Regions from separate parts of the Homo sapiens genome. Here region 2 is linked to region 1. The links are chromatin loops, found by intact Hi-C in ENCODE. Cell type or tissue: B cell. All regions are shown on one strand. Each heading gives the region's core, and the rest is flanking DNA. Links, peaks and the distances in the headings are about the cores only. Region 1 has its middle 12 kb from the start of DCP2. Region 2 overlaps REEP5 (receptor accessory protein 5).

What was found. Peaks named below come from ENCODE experiments on the same cell type or tissue, not always from the same donor. Only the 100,000 strongest peaks of a DNase experiment are listed, where the experiment ranks them.
Region 2: a loop joins it to region 1, with 4 times the contacts of the local background. A loop is called at or near these places in 3 of 110 quality-filtered maps.

What each region holds. Positions count from the first base shown.
Region 1 is chr5:112,960,340-112,969,956 of GRCh38, reverse strand. No RefSeq gene overlaps it. Among named protein-coding and RNA genes, the nearest start is that of DCP2, 12 kb to the left of the region's middle. RefSeq lists an enhancer at 143-222. In B cell, for the core only: CTCF peaks have their summits at 5,584 and 5,785 (motif pointing right); a DNase peak (open chromatin) is centred at 5,786.
Region 2 is chr5:112,902,382-112,911,998 of GRCh38, reverse strand. It overlaps REEP5 (receptor accessory protein 5), which reads left to right. Exons shown (of 5, transcript NM_005669.5): 3 at 9,481-9,617. Among named protein-coding and RNA genes, the nearest start is that of REEP5, 15 kb to the left of the region's middle. In B cell, for the core only: no CTCF peak of the experiment used is centred there; no DNase peak of the experiment used is centred there; H3K27ac peaks cover 1,613 bases.

The DNA.
Region 1 (9,617 bases), core at 1,127-9,126:
AAAGTCTCTCTTCTTTCATTGGATGTCATCAGGTCAGGATATGATGTCTGGAACTTCTACAGCCAGTACTCAGTGACTGATATACTACTACTCACTATCACTTTGAGGTTGAAGCTAATGTGTGGAATGGGGCAAAGCTGAAAGATCTGTAGGAAAATGGACCCAGAATTGTCAGGAAACGGGCTGGGAGAGAGACAGAGAGCACTAGCTGAGCTAACAGGTATCAGAGTAGCCAATTAGACCAACGAGCCAAAAATGAGAGTAGCGTTTACTGCAATGATACAAACAAGAAACAGAGAAAGTACCCACAGTTTCTGTTCCATTTCCCCCATGGAACTGCGCACTAGCTGCAGGTCACATGAGTCAGCACGGATGTAGGGGGTCATGGAGTCATATCACTGTTAAGGGATCCCTGAAGAAAAAGCTCCAGCAGTTTTATGGACTCTGAGGTGGAGTAGGGGAAGGCAAGGGGGAAAGGCTAAGAGTGGAAAAGTACTGAGTACCTAGGCAACCTGGAAAAGAATGTCAAGGTTTCCCCTCCCCTCCCCATAAGGAGGCCTCAGCAGAGAAGCCTAAAGAACCCTCTCCCCAGCCAGGCACAGTGGCTCACGCCTGTAATCCCAACACTTTGGGAGGCCAAGGCTGGCAGTTTGCTTGAGCTACTGAGTTCGAGACCAGCCTAGGCAACATGGCAAAACCTTGTCTCTACAAAAACTACAGAAAAATTAGCCTGGCATGGTGGCATCCACCTGTAGTCCCAGCTATTCAGGAGGCTGAGGTGGAAGGAGTGCTTGAGCCCGGGAAGCCAAGGCTGCAGTGAGCTGAGATTGTACCACTGTACTACAGCCTGGGTGACAGAGCCAGACCCTCTCTCAAAAGAAAAAAAAAAAAATCCTCTGCACAAGGCCTCAGATAAAGAAACCTAGGAATGAAGGAGGCACCAGGGATAGGAATGCAAATATTTACAGTCATGAGTTGCTTCAGAACAGGATACATTCTGAGAAATGCATTGTTGGGCGATTTTGTCATTGTGTGAACATTATAGAGTATACTGGTACAAACATAGATGGCATAACCTACCTAGGCTATATAGTACAGCCTATTGCTCCCAGGCTACAAACTTGTACAGTATGTTACTATACTGAATACTATAGGCAATTGTAATACAATGGTAAGGCTTTATAGATCTAAAAATATCTAAACACAAAAAAGGCACAGTCAAAATATGGTATAATAATCTTATGGAACCAACACCTTCGAATATGTTGTTGGTTGAAATGCTGTTATGTGACCCGTGACTGTATCAGAGCCTGCAGCACACTAGCTGTGCACCAAGTCTGTGGAAGGGAGAGCAGCTTTCCTCCATGAGGGCTGCCAGGTAGAGGCTTTGTAATCACCTGCAATCAGACAGACCTGAAAAACCACACGTAGGTTTTTAACCAGGAGCTGGAATCCTCAAGAACTAAGTGAAACCCAAAGCCTATCCTACCTCTGAACTTACATGAACCAAATATTTCTTAAGCCGAAGCTGTTATTTGAGCCTAAATCATTTTAATTTATATGTTCCTCTATCCATCCAGTAGCTCAAATCAGAAAACCTAAGAGTGAATCTTGATTCCTGTTTTTCTCATATATCACTATGCCCAATACATCAGCAATTCCTAACTAGTCTACCACCAAAACATATCTAAGATCCATCCCCATTTCCTCCACCTTAACTTTCCCCACCTTAGTCCAGGCCACAGCACTTCTCACTTAGACTACTTCAACTGGCTTCTAACTGGTCTCCTGTCTTGCACCCATGCTCCATTTTAATCTGTCCTCCACAGAGCAGCAAGAGTGATCAGGCTGGGGATGGTGGCTTACTCCTATAATCCCTACATTTAAGGAAGCTGAGGTTGGGGGATCGCTCCTGGACAGGAAGGAGTTAGAAACCAGCCTGAGCAATATAGTAAGATCCCGTATCTACAAAAGTAAAAAGGAAAAAACAAAAAAAAACCCATGCATAGTGGTGTACACTCATACTCCCAGCTACTCCAGAGGCTGAGGCAGGAGGATCCCTTGAGCCCAGGAGTTCAAGGTTACAGTGAGCTATGATTGCATCACTGAACTCCAGCCTGAGCAAAAAAGAGTAATAATCTTTTATTTATTTATTTATTGTAATTTTTTTAGAGTCAAGTTCCCACTCTCTTGCCCAGGCTAAAGTGCAGTGGTGTGATCATAGCTCACAGCAGCCTCACACCCTTGAGCTCAAGTGATCCTCCTGCCTCAGCCTCTCAAGTAGTTTGGACTACAGGCATGTGCCACCATGCCTTGCTAATTTTTGTTTTTGTTTGTTTATTTGTTTTGTTTTGAGATGGAGCTTCTTTCTTGTCGCCCAAGCTGGAGTGCAATGGCCTGATCTCCGCTCACTGTAACCTCCGCCTCCCGAGTTCAAGCAGTTCTCCTGTTTCAGCCTCCCAAGTAGCTGGGATTACAGGCATGCACCACCACGCCCAGCTAATTTTAATCTGTATTAAAATTAATAATTTATATTTTTAGCAGAAATGGGTTTTCACCATGTTAGCCAGGCTCATCTTGAACTCCTGACCTCTGGTGATCTGCCCACCTTGGCCTCCCAAAGTGCTGGGATTACAGGCATGAGCCACCATGCCCATCCTAATTTTCATATTTTTTGTAGAGACAGTCTTACTATGTTGCCTAGACTTGTCTCAAACTCCTGGGCTCAAGTAATCCTCCTGCCTTGGCCTCCCAAAGTGCTGGGATTACAGACACGAACCACTGCAGCTGGCCTGTGATCATCTTAAAACCCAAATTTGAATGATGGGCATGGTGGCATGTGCCTCTAGTCCCAGCTACTCAGGAAGTCCCTTGAGCCCAGTCTGGCCTGAGCAACATAGCAAGGCCTTATCTTTATAAGACCCTGTCTCTACAAAAATAAAGGAAAAAATGACATAAATTTAATCACATCACTCTCCTGCTTAAAATTTTTCATGACCCTCAGAGTAAACTCTAGTTTGCTATCTAAGAGAACTTACACGACGGAGCACTAAATGTCACTTTAGCTTCATCCTATGTCCCATCTTCATCTGTCTCTGCTACACTCTAGCCATATTAGTCTTTTTGAAATTCGTCAAATACCCCAAGCTCTTTCCAAATACCATTCCCACTGCCTGGAATGTTGCACCTACCTTCCATGATCCCCTCCTTTTCACCTTTATGTATGGGTTAAATGTCACCTCTTCAAAAAACCTTCCCTGGCCGCTCTATTTAAATAGTCTCGACTGGGTGTGGTGGCTCACACATGTAATGCCAGCACTTCAGGAGGCCGAGGCAGGTGGATCACCTGAGGTCAGGAGTTCATGGCCAACATGGTGAAACCCTGTCTCTACTAAAAAAAAAAAAAAAATTAGCCGGGTGTGGTGGCACGTGCGTATAGTCCCAGATACTCGGGAGGCTGAGGCAGGAGACTCACTGGAACCCAGGAGGCACAGGTTGCACTGAGCTGAGATTGCATCACCGCACTCCAGCCTGGGTGACAGAATGAGACTCAGTCTCTAAATAAATAAATAAATAAATAAATAAATAGTTTCTACTGTCATTACCTATCACATGTCTTTGTTTCCTTCATACTATGCTTCTTCAATTTGAAACATTTTCAATGCCTCTCCCCCATTATACTATATGTTACAAAAAAGCAGGGATCTTTTCTAATTTATCCACTAATTCCCCAGTGCTTAGAATACCTCAGTCATATCTATGACCTCTATAAACATTTGTTAACCAAAGAATAGGAAAATGAATGAGTTATCACCAAATATGTGCTGAGGTGACTAGGAAGGAGGTGATGAGACGCAAAATCTCAAAATGAGTAAGAGAGAATTACTTTTTAAAAAACAGAAAGAGGCCAGACGTGGTGGCTCACGCCTGTTATCCCTGCTCTTTGAGAGGACGAGGCAGGGGGATTGCTTGTAACTATGAGTTCGAGACCAGCCCGAGCAACATAGGGAGACCCCATCTCTACAAAAACCCAAAAAGATTAGCTAGGCATGGTGGCGCCTGTGGTCCCAGCTACTTGAAAGGCTGAGGAGAGAGGACTGCTTGAGCCTGGGAGGTCAAGGATGCAGGGGGCCATGATAGTGACACTGTACTCCAGCCTGGACAACAAAGCAAGACCGTGGCTCAAAATAAAATGAAATCAGAGTGAATCTCTGCTTTCTAAGAGTGAATCTCATCTTCCTAACATGTCGGAAAAGATGAACTCATTCTAGCTCAGTTAGGTTTTTGTTACTTTCACCAGAGTCCTAATACAGAGCTCGCTTGCTCTATGTGTATATGTTAAACAAATATATGTGATATATAAAACAAATATAAATATAATAAGTGTATAATAATATATAAATGTATGTGAAATATAAACATAGTAAGTATAAATGTACACTGCACATAAAACAACTCTTGAACTCTAGACTATGCCTCTTTTCTTTTGCCCTCCCCTTCCTGTTCCCTGTCATGTCTAACTCCCATGCACTGATGTATTTGCCCAGAATGGGAGGAGGCAGTTGAAAGGGGACAAATGGAATTGTCAGACCCAAGTAAAAAAGTTCTAAGCGGCCGAGCACGGTGGCTCACACCTGTAATCCCAGCACTTTGGGAGGCCGAGGCAGGCAGATCACGAGGTCAGGAGTTCGAGACCAGCCTTACCAACATGGTGAAACCCCAACTCTACTAAAAACATAAAAATTAGCCAGGCGTGGTGGCACATGCCTGTAATCTCAGCTACTCAGGAGGCTGAGGCATGAGAATAGCCTGAACTTGGGAGTCAGAGGTTGCAGTGAGCCGAGATCGCGCCACTGCACTCTAGCCTGGGTGACAGAGCAAGACTCCATCTCGAAAAAAAAAACAAAAAAAGCTCTAAGCTAGTGATTAACAACCTTCTTTTGCATGAGGAACAAATTAGAAAAAGTAAAATTATTTTTGAACTTTAAAAAAAAATCTTAACTTTAAAAATCAGAAATACAATTTCTATAACGGTTCTTAAGAATCTGCTTATTAATTTCCTGTCATTGACTAAAATTTCAAAACTAAGTTATTAATACACACTAATTATTATGTTGAATCTTTGAATAAATTTTGTTGTTGAGTAAGTATCCTAAAGGCTGGCTTTTCTTTCTTTTCTTTTTTTTTTTTTTTGAGATGGTGTCTCACTGTCACCCAGGCTGGAGTGTGGTGGCGCGATCTCAGCTCACTGCAACCTCCTCCTCCTGGGTTCAAGTGATTCTCCTGTCTCAGCCTCCTGAGTAGCTGGGACTACAGGCACATGCCACCATGCCAGGCTGATTTTTGTATTCTTAGTAGAGATAGGGTTTCACCATATTGGTTAGGCTGGTCTCAAACTCCTGACCTAGGGTGATCCACCCACCTCGGCTTCTCAAAGTGCTGGGATTACAGGCGTGAGCCACCATGGCTGGCCAAGGCTGGTGTTTATTTTCTTAATGACCTTGTAAGCATCTTAACCGGAAAAAGGAGTTTGTCTTATAGCGCCTCTTACAATGAATTCTTTAAAAGAAGTTGTTTTGTTAAAAACAATGATGAACAAACCAACCCAAAGAAATACAAAGAAGCACCTCTCCAATCACTCACTGGTAAACTCATCAGCTAAGTTTGGCCCCATAACTCTGTGCTGGCTGGTCTTCATGTACCTCCTAAGTCCCCAGTTGTGTGGCACTCTCCAGAGGCCCCACCTGGGTAGACCTAACTATTTCCAGAATACACAAGGAAGCCAAGTATGTTTTATCTGCTACCAGCAGAGGGTGTTCATTCCTTTTTTCCATTTTTAAATTTTGCATCATACTGCTGAGTAATATTTTTAGTACAAGAACATGACTTTAAAACTGCAGCTTTTGACATACATAGGACTCCACTTCTTAGGAGTCCTGTAATGGAACTGGGAAATGGCAGTGTTTTCTGGTTAAATGACTCAGAACTCTGAAGAAACCCTTTCTCACACAACGAAACCTCCCCCTTAGAGTTACTTCTTTTAGTCATCACAGCACTGCCAAACAGTGATACAATCTCACTCTGTAATTAGTTTTCTATTGCTGTTATAACAAATTACCACAGACTTGATGGCTTAAACAATACAAACGTATGGCCAAGTGCAGTGGCTCATGCCTGTAATCCCAGCACTTTGGGAGGCCAAGGCGGACAGATTACTTGAGGTCAGGAGTTCGAGACCAGCCTGGCCAACATGGCAAAATCCCATCTCTACAAAAAATATAAAAAATTAGCCGGGCATGGTGGCACATACCTGTAATCCCTGCTACTTGGGAGGCTGAGGTAGGAGAATCGCTTGAACCTGGGAGGCAGAGGTTGCAGTGAGCCAAGATTGCACCACTGCACTCCACCCTGGGCAACACAGTAAGACTCTCTCAAAAAACAAACAAACAAGTTCTCACAGTTCTGTAGGTTAGCAGCCCAACACAGATCTCACTGGGCTAAAATCAAGGTGTTGGCAAGGCTGTGCTCCCTAGTGAAGGCTATAAGGAACAATCAGTATCCTTGTTTTTTCCAGCTTTCAGAGGCCGTCTACTTCCTCAGCTCATGCTCCCCTTCCCCCATCTTCCAAGCAGCAATGACAAGTGATTCCTTCTGACGTTGTATCTCTGAGCTTTTCCATCATTCCACCTCCCTCTGATTCACTCCTTCTGGTCTTCTTTCACTTTTAAGAACCCCTGTGATTATATTGGGCCCTCCTGGATAATTCATGATCCCATGGTCTTCTCCCTATCTTAAAATCAGCTGATTAGCAACTTTAATTCCATCTTCAATCTTAATTCCCCTTTGCTATTAACACATTCAGAGATTCCAGGGATTAGGACGTGGACATCTTTGGAGGACATTATTCTGCCTGCCATACTCTCTGTGTCCTTGTTTAGTAGCCCCTTCTCTGTGTCTACCCATCTCCTTACTTTCCTATCTCCAGGAATCACTGACATAAATTTTTATCATTTGGTAATTGCTAGTTTCATTAACTTGAATTTATGGAATTGTATCTTTTTTGTTCCTCTTGCATGGGATTACCCAGTTTAAAAATTATCCTTATTTGTTGGTAAAATAACAGGATATCTGGGATTTGCTTTAAAATGATCCGTTGGGGGGAATTACAGGGCAAATAGATAAAATAAGGCAAAAGGATGGTAATTATTGAAGTTGGGTGCAGTTTCAAGTAGTTAGAATAAAAAGTTTTTTAAAAAATCTAGACCCTATTGAGAAGTCAATGGACTTTTCCTCTTCTTGTTTCTTGAGTAGTTGAGAGAAAAACAATTGATGATAACAGTTGAAACTGCAAACCAAAATACCATTATTAAATGCCCAAATTCAAAATGCAATTGACTTTTTAAAAAACTTGATTAGCTGGGAGTGATGGCACATGATTGTAGTCCGAGACTGAGCACTTACGCTATGACTGTACCCCTGCACTTTAGCCTGGGGGACGGCAATATTTCATCTTTTTTTTTTTTTTTGAGACAGAGTCTCGCTCTGTCGCCCAGGCTGGAAAGCAGTGGCATGATCTTAGCTCACTGAAACCTCTGCCTCCTGGGTTCAAGCAATTCTCATGCCTCCGCCTCCCAAGTAGCTGGGATTACAGGCTTACAGGCACCCACCACCATGCCCAGCTAGTTTTTGTAGTTTTAGGAGAAACAGGGTTTTACCATGTTGGCCAGGCTGGTCTCGAACTCCTGACCTCAGGTGATCCACCCGCCTTGGCCTCCCAAAGTGCTGGGATTACATACGTGAGCCACCACGCCTGGCCAAGGTTTCATCTTCAAAAAAAATTAAAATAAAAAAAAACTTCATTGAGATATAATTTAAATACAATAAAATGCTGTTAGCTGATGGAGTGGCACACTCCTGTCCCAGCTACTCAGGGGAATCACTTGAGCCCAGGAGTCCAAGGCTTCAGTGAGCTATGGTCCAGCCTGTGAATAGCCACTGCATTCCAGCCTGGCAACACAGCAGACTCATATATTTAAAAAATATATGCCGTTCACTTTTTGTAAAATTAAACTTTCTATTTTGAGAAAATTGTAGAAGAGAGATCTTCCTACAACTGGATATGAATTTTCTCAAAATAGAAACTTGGTATATACTTTACCCAGTTTTCCGCAATGGTAACATCTTGCAAAACAGTATCACAACCAAGATATTGAAATCAATGCAGTCAAGACACAGAACATTTAATTACCACAGGTTCCTTCATGTTGCCCTTTTATAACCATTTTCTGTCTGGGTGTTCAATATTTACAGTATATTCCAAATGAAAACTTTTCTATGACTTTTACATGCCTTCCTCTTAGCTTTACATAGGAACTATGAGCAACTGCTTAAAATTACTGAAACCTATTTTTTCAGAGCTCTCATACATACTGCCTGAATCTATTTTCTGATATGATCCTAAAATTATATTGACTAAATCTTAGGAGCCATAGATAGACTACCAAAATATCAGCTGAAATAAGGGCTTGAGAGCAGCAAAGAGGGTAGTGAAAAGGCATCCTGGTCCTCCAAGATCAAAGCAGCACAGTGGGTTCCAGGCCAGTCAGTATTACAGAGCCCTTGACTGGCAAGTCAACAATATGACAGACACCATCACTGGGAGCTGCCCTCTCCAATGTCCAATCTCCTCCCTCCTCTCAGTTAAAGGCCTCATTTAAAAGCCTACATGTCCTTGTCTGTCTCACGGCCATATGCTGCTAGATGTGAAACTGCATTTGGCCAAGGAGATACAAGCATAACGGTGGTCTAGAACCCTTGGGAAGTTGTTAAAAGAAAGCAGAAGCCTCTTTTCCACCCCTTCCTCTTTGTCCCTTCCTGTCGCCAGCAATCGGTAACCTGAGCAGAGTAGCAAAATAGAACTCTCTGGTCCCTGATGACCTTGGAGCCACTAAACCAGCTCTGGAGTGCCTATTTCTAGAATTCTTTTACTGAGCGAGAGAGAGAAATAAATGTCTACTTTGTTTAAGCGATGATACTGGTTTTTTTCTGTTATATGTAGACAGTAGTCCAAACTGACATAAGTAATCCTCTCCTCATGTAGAGGCAAAGGTAGTTCTCAGTTAAGGCTTGAGAGTGCACTTTTCTTTGGATAAAAACATTTTAATAGGCCCTTTTAGCATACAAAATTAAAGCTCCAAAACTATTACAGACAGAAGAGTTTGAGACAATTGAAGGTAAACAGCTCTGAAGAATGATGCGAAGCTTTATCTTCCTCTGAGCAGAGTTGAGGCACTGCAGAAAGAGGATTATGATGTTGGAAGAAGAGAGAAGAAGCAGGCAGGAAGGATTTCCTCTTTCTAGGAAAAAAAAAAAAAAAAGGCTATAGTTGAGGGCCTGCAGCCTGGGTAGGGCTCCAGGTCAGAGAATCCCCATCTGTCATCTATGATTTCAAAGATGCTCCTAGCACCAGAGGCCTAAGGAGGGTGACAGCTGGAAGAGCAGGCCCCTGCACAGATGGATCTAGGAGCCAGAATATCAACATGCTTTCATTTTAAGGGGGATTCTTTTTCCTTTTCTGAAAAGTAATTTTCTTTGCTAAAGTCCAAGTGCAGTGAGCA
Region 2 (9,617 bases), core at 715-8,714, 58 kb after region 1:
CTTTAACTTTGTGTCATTAAGCTTTTCATTGATTTAAGGAAAAACCTTCCTAAGAGTATTTTCTTTCATTTATTTTTTCACTTTCATTTTTTGTTCCTTGTCTTATTATTTTTTTCCTGTACTTAAATCAGCTTAAGACATCATTATTCAAAGAATAAAACACAGTAAAGTTTTGTTCTTCCAAGTTAAAAATATGTGATATGGCTAGTGGTTTTCTTCTGTACTGGTACAATGGTGTATATGTTCCTAAGCATTGAGTATAAGTTGGACTAACAATTTTTTAATATTAAATCTTATGCATAAGAAATGTGAACTTGGTCCTAAAAGCAAGAACTCAAAACAGAAATATAAAAAGGTTGTACAGTTCACATATAAAAAAGCATTTGATCTATTTTGCATGGTAAGAACAAAATAGATCTGAATTAAGAACTTGTAAAAGTGGATGTTTTTCCAGATGGATTTATTGTGTCTGAAATAATTTGAAAAATAGTATGGAAGGTTGTCCCTTTCCTGTCTCCCTCCAAGTAAGCATTAGCTGTAAGTATTTTGAAATATTGATTGATAGATGAAACCTCAGCAAAAGAAGAAGAGCACATTTTGACCAATACCGAGCTTAAGCTTAGCTTAGAAAGCTTTTGGTGATGATGCACACCTTTTATGTCAGTTCAGTGAGCTGCAGCCATTTACAGTGGCCTAAAGAATAATGACCTTGAATTACCTCATGTAAGAAGTCTGGAGGTTGAAATTTCAAGGCGCTACAGCAGAAATCCATGCTCTTTTCCAGCGACTTTGGAGTATAATCTTCCTCGCCCACGCCTGTTTCCTTAATATATAACAAGATTGTTGCCATATAGCGCTAAGGCTTTCAAGAGCAGGAAGCTGGAAGACCTTTTATTTGTGCGCCTCTCATATTTTATCAGCAGAGGAAAATTTTGTCCCAAAGCCTTCTACCGTATTTCCTTTTCTGTTTCATTGGTCAGAACTGTGTCACATGGATACCCTTAACTCCAAGGGGGCTAAGAAAGTCAGTATCTAGCAAAAAGCAATGGGATTACCATGGTGGATTTGTACTAACTTTGATTTATCCCCTAGGCCTGGGGCAGGAGCCTAGCTTCCCTGAGTCAAGACAGATTTGCCAGGTACATGTATATAAAATCAGGGCTCTGTGGGTGAGTAGGAAGGACTGGCTAATTGATAGGCAAGGAACAGTGTCTGCTATTTCCTTGAGCAATGATAGTGACCGGTTGCTGTAATAGGATTTTTGAAGCAGCAGTGTTACCATGACAATCTGATCATGCTGGTGACCATCATTCAGCAGTGAATAGTTAACTGCCAGGCAGTGTACAATGGAGAGATTGAGCTGCAGATATAAATTTGGAAGTTATTAGCATATATATGGTATCTAGATTTATGGGGACAGATACTCTCTCCAGATCAAAACAACCAAAATGGCATGATGGTAATAAAATAGTTTTAAAAATCTGGTATTATAGAATGCCTAGGTGGTAAGTGAAGTTTTTTTTTCTCTTTTTTGTTTTTAAATGGATTTTATTTTTTAGAGCAATTTTAGGTTCACAGTGAAATTGAGCAGAAGATACAAAGATTTCCCATGTACCCACTACGCCTACACATACACAGCCTCCTCTACCATCAGCATCACCTACAAGAGGGGTATGTTTTTGTCTTTGTTTTTTTTTGAGATGGAGTCCTGCTCTGTCGCCCAGGCTGGAGTGCAGTGGCACGATCTCAGCTCACTGCAGCTCCACCTCCCGGGTTCAAGTAATTCTCCTGCTTCAGCCTCCCGAGTAGCTGGGACTACAGGTGCACACCACTATGCCTGGCTAATTTTTGTATTTTTAGTAGAGACGGGGTATCACCATGTTGGCCAGTCTGGCCTTGAACTCCTGACCTCAAGTGATCCACCCTCCTTGGCCTCCCAAAATGCTGCGATTACAGGCGTGAGCCATTGTGCCTGGTCAGAGTGCTGTTTTTTATAATTGGTGAACATACATTGACACATCATTGTCACCTAAAGTCCTTAGAGAATGTACAGCTTACTTGTGTCATGGGTCAGGGAATATCTTAGGTTTTCTGAAAGATGACACTTAATTTGGGAAGGAGATTCCAGCCCAGAATCATCTCTGCTCAACCTTGTTTTCTTCACATGTTAATGCTATTCTTTGGCCATCCTTGGTTCTTGCCTTTGCTTTCAGAAAATAGCAGCCAAGGTGTGAACAAGTAGATGGGCCAGCAAGGGTGGAGTGAACTGGTACCAGTTACTGGGGCCCAGTGTACTGGATGAGGGATGGCCAGTGAGTTGTGTTCATATATGTACCAGTCCAATGCCAATGTAAAGAATTTCTGCCATTCTACCATTGCAGAGTGGGCCTGAAAAATGTTTTCAGCAATGTTCAAATTTCTTCCCACTACCTGCAAACATGAATTTGGGGATTTCAGCTAACTTCTTACTACCTGTAGCATATGGGATTTGGAGTAGGGTATAATTAAAATTGATGGGTAACTCTAATCTCCTTTTAGCCTTATTAGCCATATAAACCCTCTGACAGCTACTTAAACAAAGAAACTAGAGTCTTCTTATCTCTCTCTTTTCTTCTTAATCTTTTATCTCCCTATAATAATAAGTTATTACTGTACTATAATTAATACCTGTTAAGGGAGTATTTACTGAGACTTTCTTAGTGCTTTACATATATTAACTACTTTAATCTTCACAACAACACAATGAGGCTTATCCATACTAGATAGGTGAACAAACTAAGGCTCAGAGAGATTGGATAACTTGCCCAGGGTCATATATCTAGTAAGTAGTAGAGCTAGAATACAGAGCTACAAACTAAGGGTGGTGAAATGCTGCAAAGCCAGAAAAGCACTGAGAAGAAATGAAGGGAAAGCCCTGGCCATTCCATAGTTCAGTGTAATCAGTAACTTATGATAGTTTGTATTATTTAAGTAGAAAGTTAAAATGAGTCAATTTCATGTGATGGGCTGTGTGGCTCTCTTTTCTCCTTGTGTGTCTCTTTGTGGGTGTGTGTGTTGAAGGCCTTTTAATGCTCTAAAACAAAACAGATTATATCTGACCATTGTTAGAGAAATTTGTAAAAAAAAAAAAAAAATCATTAGCTGGGCTGGGCATGGTGGCTCACGCCTGTAATCCCAGCACTTTGGGAGGCCGAGGTGGGCGGATCACGAGGTCAGGAGATCGAGACAATCCTGGCTAACAAGGTGAAACCCCGTCTCTACTAAAAAATACAAAAAATTAGCTGGCGTGGTCGTGGGCGCTGTCGTGGTCGTGGGCGCTGTCGTGGGCACCTGTAGTCCCAGCTACTTGGGAGGTTGAGGCAGGAGAATGGCATGAACCCGGGAGGCAGAGCTTGCAGTAAGCCGAGATCGCGCCACTGCACTCCAGCCTGGGCAACAGAATGTGACTCTGTCTTAAAAAAAAAAATTATTAGCTGTTTTCTCAAAGAGAAATTAAATGAATATAGCTGATGTTCACTTTAGTGTTTATTTTTAACAAAGCCTCATAGAGAAAACTAGTCTCATAGGAGAAAATCATTATAGAAAGTCTGATGCTCAGCCAGGCACGGGGGCTTACGCTTGTAATCTTAGCACATTGGGAGGCCAAGGTGGGTAGATCGCCTGAGGTCAGGAGTTTGAGACCAACTTGGCCAACATGGTGAAACCCTGTCTCTACTAAAAATACAAAAAAACTAGCGGGGCGTGGTGGCAGGTGCCTGTAATCCCAGCTACTCAGGAGGCTGAGGCAGGAGAATTGCTTGAACTGGGGAGGCAGAGGTTGCAGTGAGCCGAGATCGTGCCACTGCACTCCAGCCTGGGCCACAAGAGCAAGACTCCATCAAAAAAAAAAAAAAAAAACAAAAAACAAAGAAAGTCTCTGATGCTCATTCTTTTCCAAATGGAAATCTCCCCCGCCCCCTTCTTTTTTTAATCAATTTTAGTACATACTCATTGGAAAGACCTTAAGTAAAATTCTGTTATTCAGGATTAACTTTATACAATTTGAAATGTATTGCATATCTTTCTGGATATCATTCTTGGTCTGTAAACATATAAAAACATCTTTTTTTAAACAAAAAATTAGAATTCACTTTTTACACTCAACACTGTATCTTGGACATCTTTCCCTGTCAATACCCTTTTTAAAGGCTTCAGAATATTTCATTGTACGGATGTGCCAAAATGTAAACAGTCTACTGCCCTTTACATACACATGCTCTGTAACCTTCTAGTTTAATAAATTAAAATTCATTTTAATATAACTCCTTTCTCTTTAAATTTCATTTTGTCTATATAAAATGTAGAATTTGAACTAGTTCATCTCTGAGATGTCTTCCAACTCCACACATGGTGATTCCTAATTCTGCTCGATTAATTTTAGAGCTGCCAGCTGCTGCCACAGTTTTGCCAACTATCCTCTGCCTTGTAGTCGTGCCTCTGCTGCTCACCCAGCCCTGGCTTCTCTTGATATCTGCTTTGGGGAAGCAAAATGCTGCCCCAGAACATGGTAGGTGGCTCAGGAGAGAGAATAAGGAAGCCACAGCACTGAGCCTAGGCGGCCAGGCTTTAGAACAGTGGTGAGAATATGACAGTAAGGTGTGCAGAGAGCAGTAAGACTGTGGTGTCTGTCCACAGAAGCTGTATGTGGGTGTGTTAGTTCTGAGCCCAGGATCAGTGTGACTGCCAGAGGATGAGGCGGTACTAGAGACAGAGGAGCCTGTAAAAGAGTGGACCAGGCCTGTGGAGAGAGTGGTAGGAATTGTTGCCTGTTGCCATGGGGTCATTCCAGAACTCCTCTAGGGGTTAGCTGTGCAGGCTGAAGTTCCAGCTAGACAGATACAGGGCTTTTAGATGCAGTTCTTGAAATCTTAGTGAACAGTTTTATTTCAGTGTTGTTATCTTGAATCCTTTTACAAATTTCAGAATATTCAGGTGAGGGTTCTAGATCATATTAGAGTTGACTTATTCTAATTTTAGTAGAGACATTATTCAGTTTGACTTCTACGTCCAACTTTTCTTCTCTTTTGGCCTCTCACTCATTACTGGAAAGGGGTAGCCTGCCCTCTGGCTACAGCTGATTATACCCAAACTGGCCATTTGGATTTCCTTTCTTAGAACACGTAGGGCAGGTGCTGTGAAGACTGGAACTTTGAGGTGGTTTCCAAACACAGTTCTGCATTATGATCACCTGCACAGCCTTGTAAGAGCAGCTGAATCACTAGGTCTGAAGAAGGACCCAGGCGTGTATATTTTTAATAAGTTCTGTAGATGGATGTGGATGATCATCTAAGTTTGAGGACCAGTGGACTAGGACACCAACTCAGAACACTATCCTGTTCACTTCTGATAGTTCCCCCCTGCAAATCCAGGTGAGTAGAGTGGAGGGTAGAATGGACCTCCAGGGATCTGGACACTGAGACTATGACCCTGCCTCCTATTTTTCTGCTCTGTGGCCAGTTTAACCTTTCTCTGGGGTCCCCTCCAAAAGTAAGATTGTGACCTCCTATTGTATGTATAGTAATTCAATAAATATTAAATGCCTACTTTGTACCGGACATTTTGCTGAGTGCTATCCAGCTTGCCACTGAACTGTTTTCTTAATTAGTAAAATAGCATAGGATAGTGAACAAAGCACAGGCTTTGGAGTTAATTTTAAGTGTAAGACCAATCCTTGCTACTTGTAGCTGGGTGCCCTGCACATGTTATTTCTCTACACTAAGCCTCGGTTTCTTCTGCTCAAATACAGGAACAATACCTATCCTACATGGCTATTATGAAGGTTAAATTAAATAATAGGTTTCTACCCCTCCATTCTATGGCTTGGCCATTTTGGCTAGACTGCAAGGGACCTAAGAGCATAGAGCATATCTTATGGTTTCATGAATCCTCTGTGTTGCCTAAATTGCTACCTCTTTATTCTGATACACCAAGTTGGAATATGATTCATATTTGTACAAGGCAGTAGAGTGTTTTGTTGGAGAATCACTTTTATCTACTGAATTGGGACAAGGAAGTCTAATCAGAAGGTATATAAGTATCCTGGGCATGGTGGCTCATGCCTGTAATCCTAGTATTTTGGGAGGCTGAGGCAGGAGGATCACTTGAGCCCCATGAGTTTGAGACCAGCCTGGGGAACAAGGCAAAACCCCGTCTTTATAAAAAAGTACAGAAGTTAGCCAAGCATGATGATGTGAACCTGTAGTCCCAGCTACTGGAGAGGCTGAGGTGGGAGGATCACTTGAGTCCAGGAGGTTGAGGCCGCAGTGAGTTGTGATCATGCCACTGCACTCCAGCCTGGGTGACAGAGCAAGACCCTGTCTCAATCAATCAATCAATCAATCTTTTTAAAAAGAAGATATATAAGTAAATAGCATTCAGAAAACCTCAAGTTTGTTTTTTTTTTGTTTTGTTTTTTTTTTGAGACCGAGTCTTGCTCTGTCACCCAGGCTGGAGTGCAGTGGTGGAATCTCGGCTCACTGCAACCCCCGCCTCCCGGGTTCAAGTGAGTCTCCTGCCTCAGCCTCCCAAGCAGCTGGGATTACAGGCATGTGCCACCACGCCCGGCTAATTTTTGTATTTTTAGTAGAGGTGGGGTTTCACCATGTTGGCCAGGCTGGTCTTGAACTTCTGACCTCAGGTGATCTGCCCACCTCGGCCTCCCAAAGTGCTGGGACTACAGGTGTGAGCCATTGTGCCCGGCCAGAAACCTCAGTTTTAAGCTTTTTTCTTCTCTCACCATGACTACATGGGGCACTTCACTTTTTTGAACCTCACGTTCCTGAGTGAGCTAGACCATCTCTTCCCTTTTTTCTTGTTTTGGGTAGTTTGTGATTGTTATGACACATAAAGACATTTTTTAAATTGAACATTGTGCTATTTTAAATTAAAACAATTAAATGCTTCAATAATATGAGAAGATCTATTAAAAAATCTCTTTAGCTTAATAGACTCATTGGCCTTTTCCTGGCTTCTTTCATATGCCTTGGTTTTCTGCAAAGTTGTGATCAGTGTATGTATTCAATTTGGAGTTCTTTTATTTCTACTTTTCAATGTTACTATATAGTGTTCTAGTATATTAACATGGGGACTTTAGAATTCATATTGTAGATATGAATTAAAAAAGAATTTTTTTTTCCTAGAAGAGCTGAACTGTTAGGCTTCCTGTTTTTCAATCTGTGGAACTTGACTAACATTTAAAAAATAATGAAATAGAATGGAATTTAAAATATCAGAATGGTTTCAGGAAATATCTATTTAAGTTTATATTTTTATGTGAAGATGTCTGTTTACTGGATCATGATGTAAAATGTATGCTTACCGAGGGTTGTGGCCAAAAGAATTTAAAAGCCACTGGATTAACAATGACAGTCCCATCACATTTTGAGGTTTTTACGTCATATTCTAGAAAAGACTGTTTAATTCCCAGGTGTGTCCTGAGAGTTGCTTCTTTTGGAAGTACATAGTTGTGAGCTATTGCGTTCACAAAACTAAGACCTTGAGTGAAATGTAATTACGTATCTCCTCTGCCCAGAATGAATGTACAGGAAACAAATTTTTATTATACTAATAATTAAATAAATCCAATTAAATATGGATAAGCCATACTATACCAAATGAAACACAGCGGGAGAAGAAATCTTACACATAAAGGATATACTGTGTTCTTTGGTTAACATGCTTGTCTACACTTTTCCTTTGGCCTTCTATTACATTCGCCAGCTTCTATCTGAAGGAAGCTAAAAAAATACAGACTTTGTGCATACATTACAAGCCATTTTTTAATAATCAGCTCTCTTAAATTCATTTTATATGATTCTTGTACTTTGAAATATTTGGGGCTGGGTGTGGGAGCCACCAGACTGCACTTTGGGAGGCCAAGGCAGGAGGATTGCTTGAGGCCAGGAGTTCGAGACCAGCCTGGGCAACACAGTGAGACCTTGTCTCTACTAAAAATTTAGCAAGTAGCTAGGTGTGGTGGTGTGTACCTGTAGTACCAGCTACTTGGGAGGCTGAAGTGAAGGGAATTACATAAGCCCAGAAGTTTGAGGTTGCAGTGAGCTATTATTGTGCAACTGCACTCCAGCCTGTGCAGAGACCCTGTCTCAAAAAAATAAAAATTTTGCCTAGTCTTGAAGTTCAAAGCAACATTCACCTTATTACTTGTTCCTCTCTCTGTCTTCCTCATTAGTAATCATCTCATTGAGCTACAATTTTTCCCCTTTTGGTTATTTTCTAAAACTCACACACATAGCTGCTTCTAATTAACTGTACAAGGGCTTTCTTAGTGAGTGACTGAGCATGATTTAGCAGCCTGACTGTCTCTTTGGGGAGCTGATGTTATGGAGTAGCCAATGTATTTGCTTTTTGAAAATTTTTTATTTCAATAGGTTTTTGGGTAACAGGTGGCGTTTGGTTACATGGATAAGTTTTTAGTGGCAATTTCTGAGATTTCGGTGCACCCATCAACTGAGCAGGGTACACTGTACCCAATGTGTAGTCTTTTATCCCTCACTACCCCCAGCCCTTTCCCCAAAGTCCCCATAGTCCATTGTATCTTATGCCTTTGCATCCTCATAGCTTAGCTCCCTGTCAATGTATTTTCAGTAGTTAACCTGTTTCATAGGCTAAACAAGATTCAGAGTTCTTTTATTTTACTGTTTCAGTCCAGCTCAGTTACGATAAATATCTAGATCTGTTAGGATAAGAAATTGTGGAGCTTCAGGTTTAGAATAATGAGATTCCTAGGACTGAAGGAAATTTCTGTGATTTAGAAAATTATTTTAAATGTATTTCCATCCATTTGCAGAATGAATTTTGTTTAAGCAATAGTTAGGGTTGGGAAAGTCCTGTTATTAACTGAGGAGAGGAGGAAAGTCCATAGCCTGTGGATCAGTTAAAGACATTCTGAACTAAATAGACACCATGAGGTTTGTTTTCACCCGTTTACTATAAAATATGCTGTGGATTTTGGGCAGTACCTAACCTATGTTCCAAATGTTGCTTTATGGGAAATTCTTATTCACCCATGATATATCTCAATTATTAAAAGTACATAAGAACCTGGTTATCACGAGAGAATTCTTCCTGATATATCCCTCGTGGCAGGACCCAGCTTGGGAGTGGAAATTGCTCTAGCTCCCAGTCACTAGTGGTATATTCTAGGACTTGTGGGGAGGCTTTGGCAGGGTGGAGATCCAGGGCAGTAACAGCTGGTGCTGGTTTCTCTGGTGACCAGGAGACTAGAAACAAGTGGTTATAATGGCTTGTCCCGATATCCACATTGCTTCCAGTCTTTAAGCTGTACTCTTGCATCTAGTGACACAGTGCCTACATGTGCCTAAGTTTCTCAGTGGTATCAGAGGACAGGTTATGAAAGTGTATTTGAAAATCTTTCATTGATATCTTACCAAATGATATACTTTCTTTTGTACTGCCTTTCAGAATTAAAGCTATAGAGAGTCCCAACAAAGAAGATGATACCCAGTGGCTGACCTACTGGGTAGTGTATGGTGTGTTCAGCATTGCTGAATTCTTCTCTGATATCTTCCTGTCATGGTTCCCCTTCTACTACATGCTGA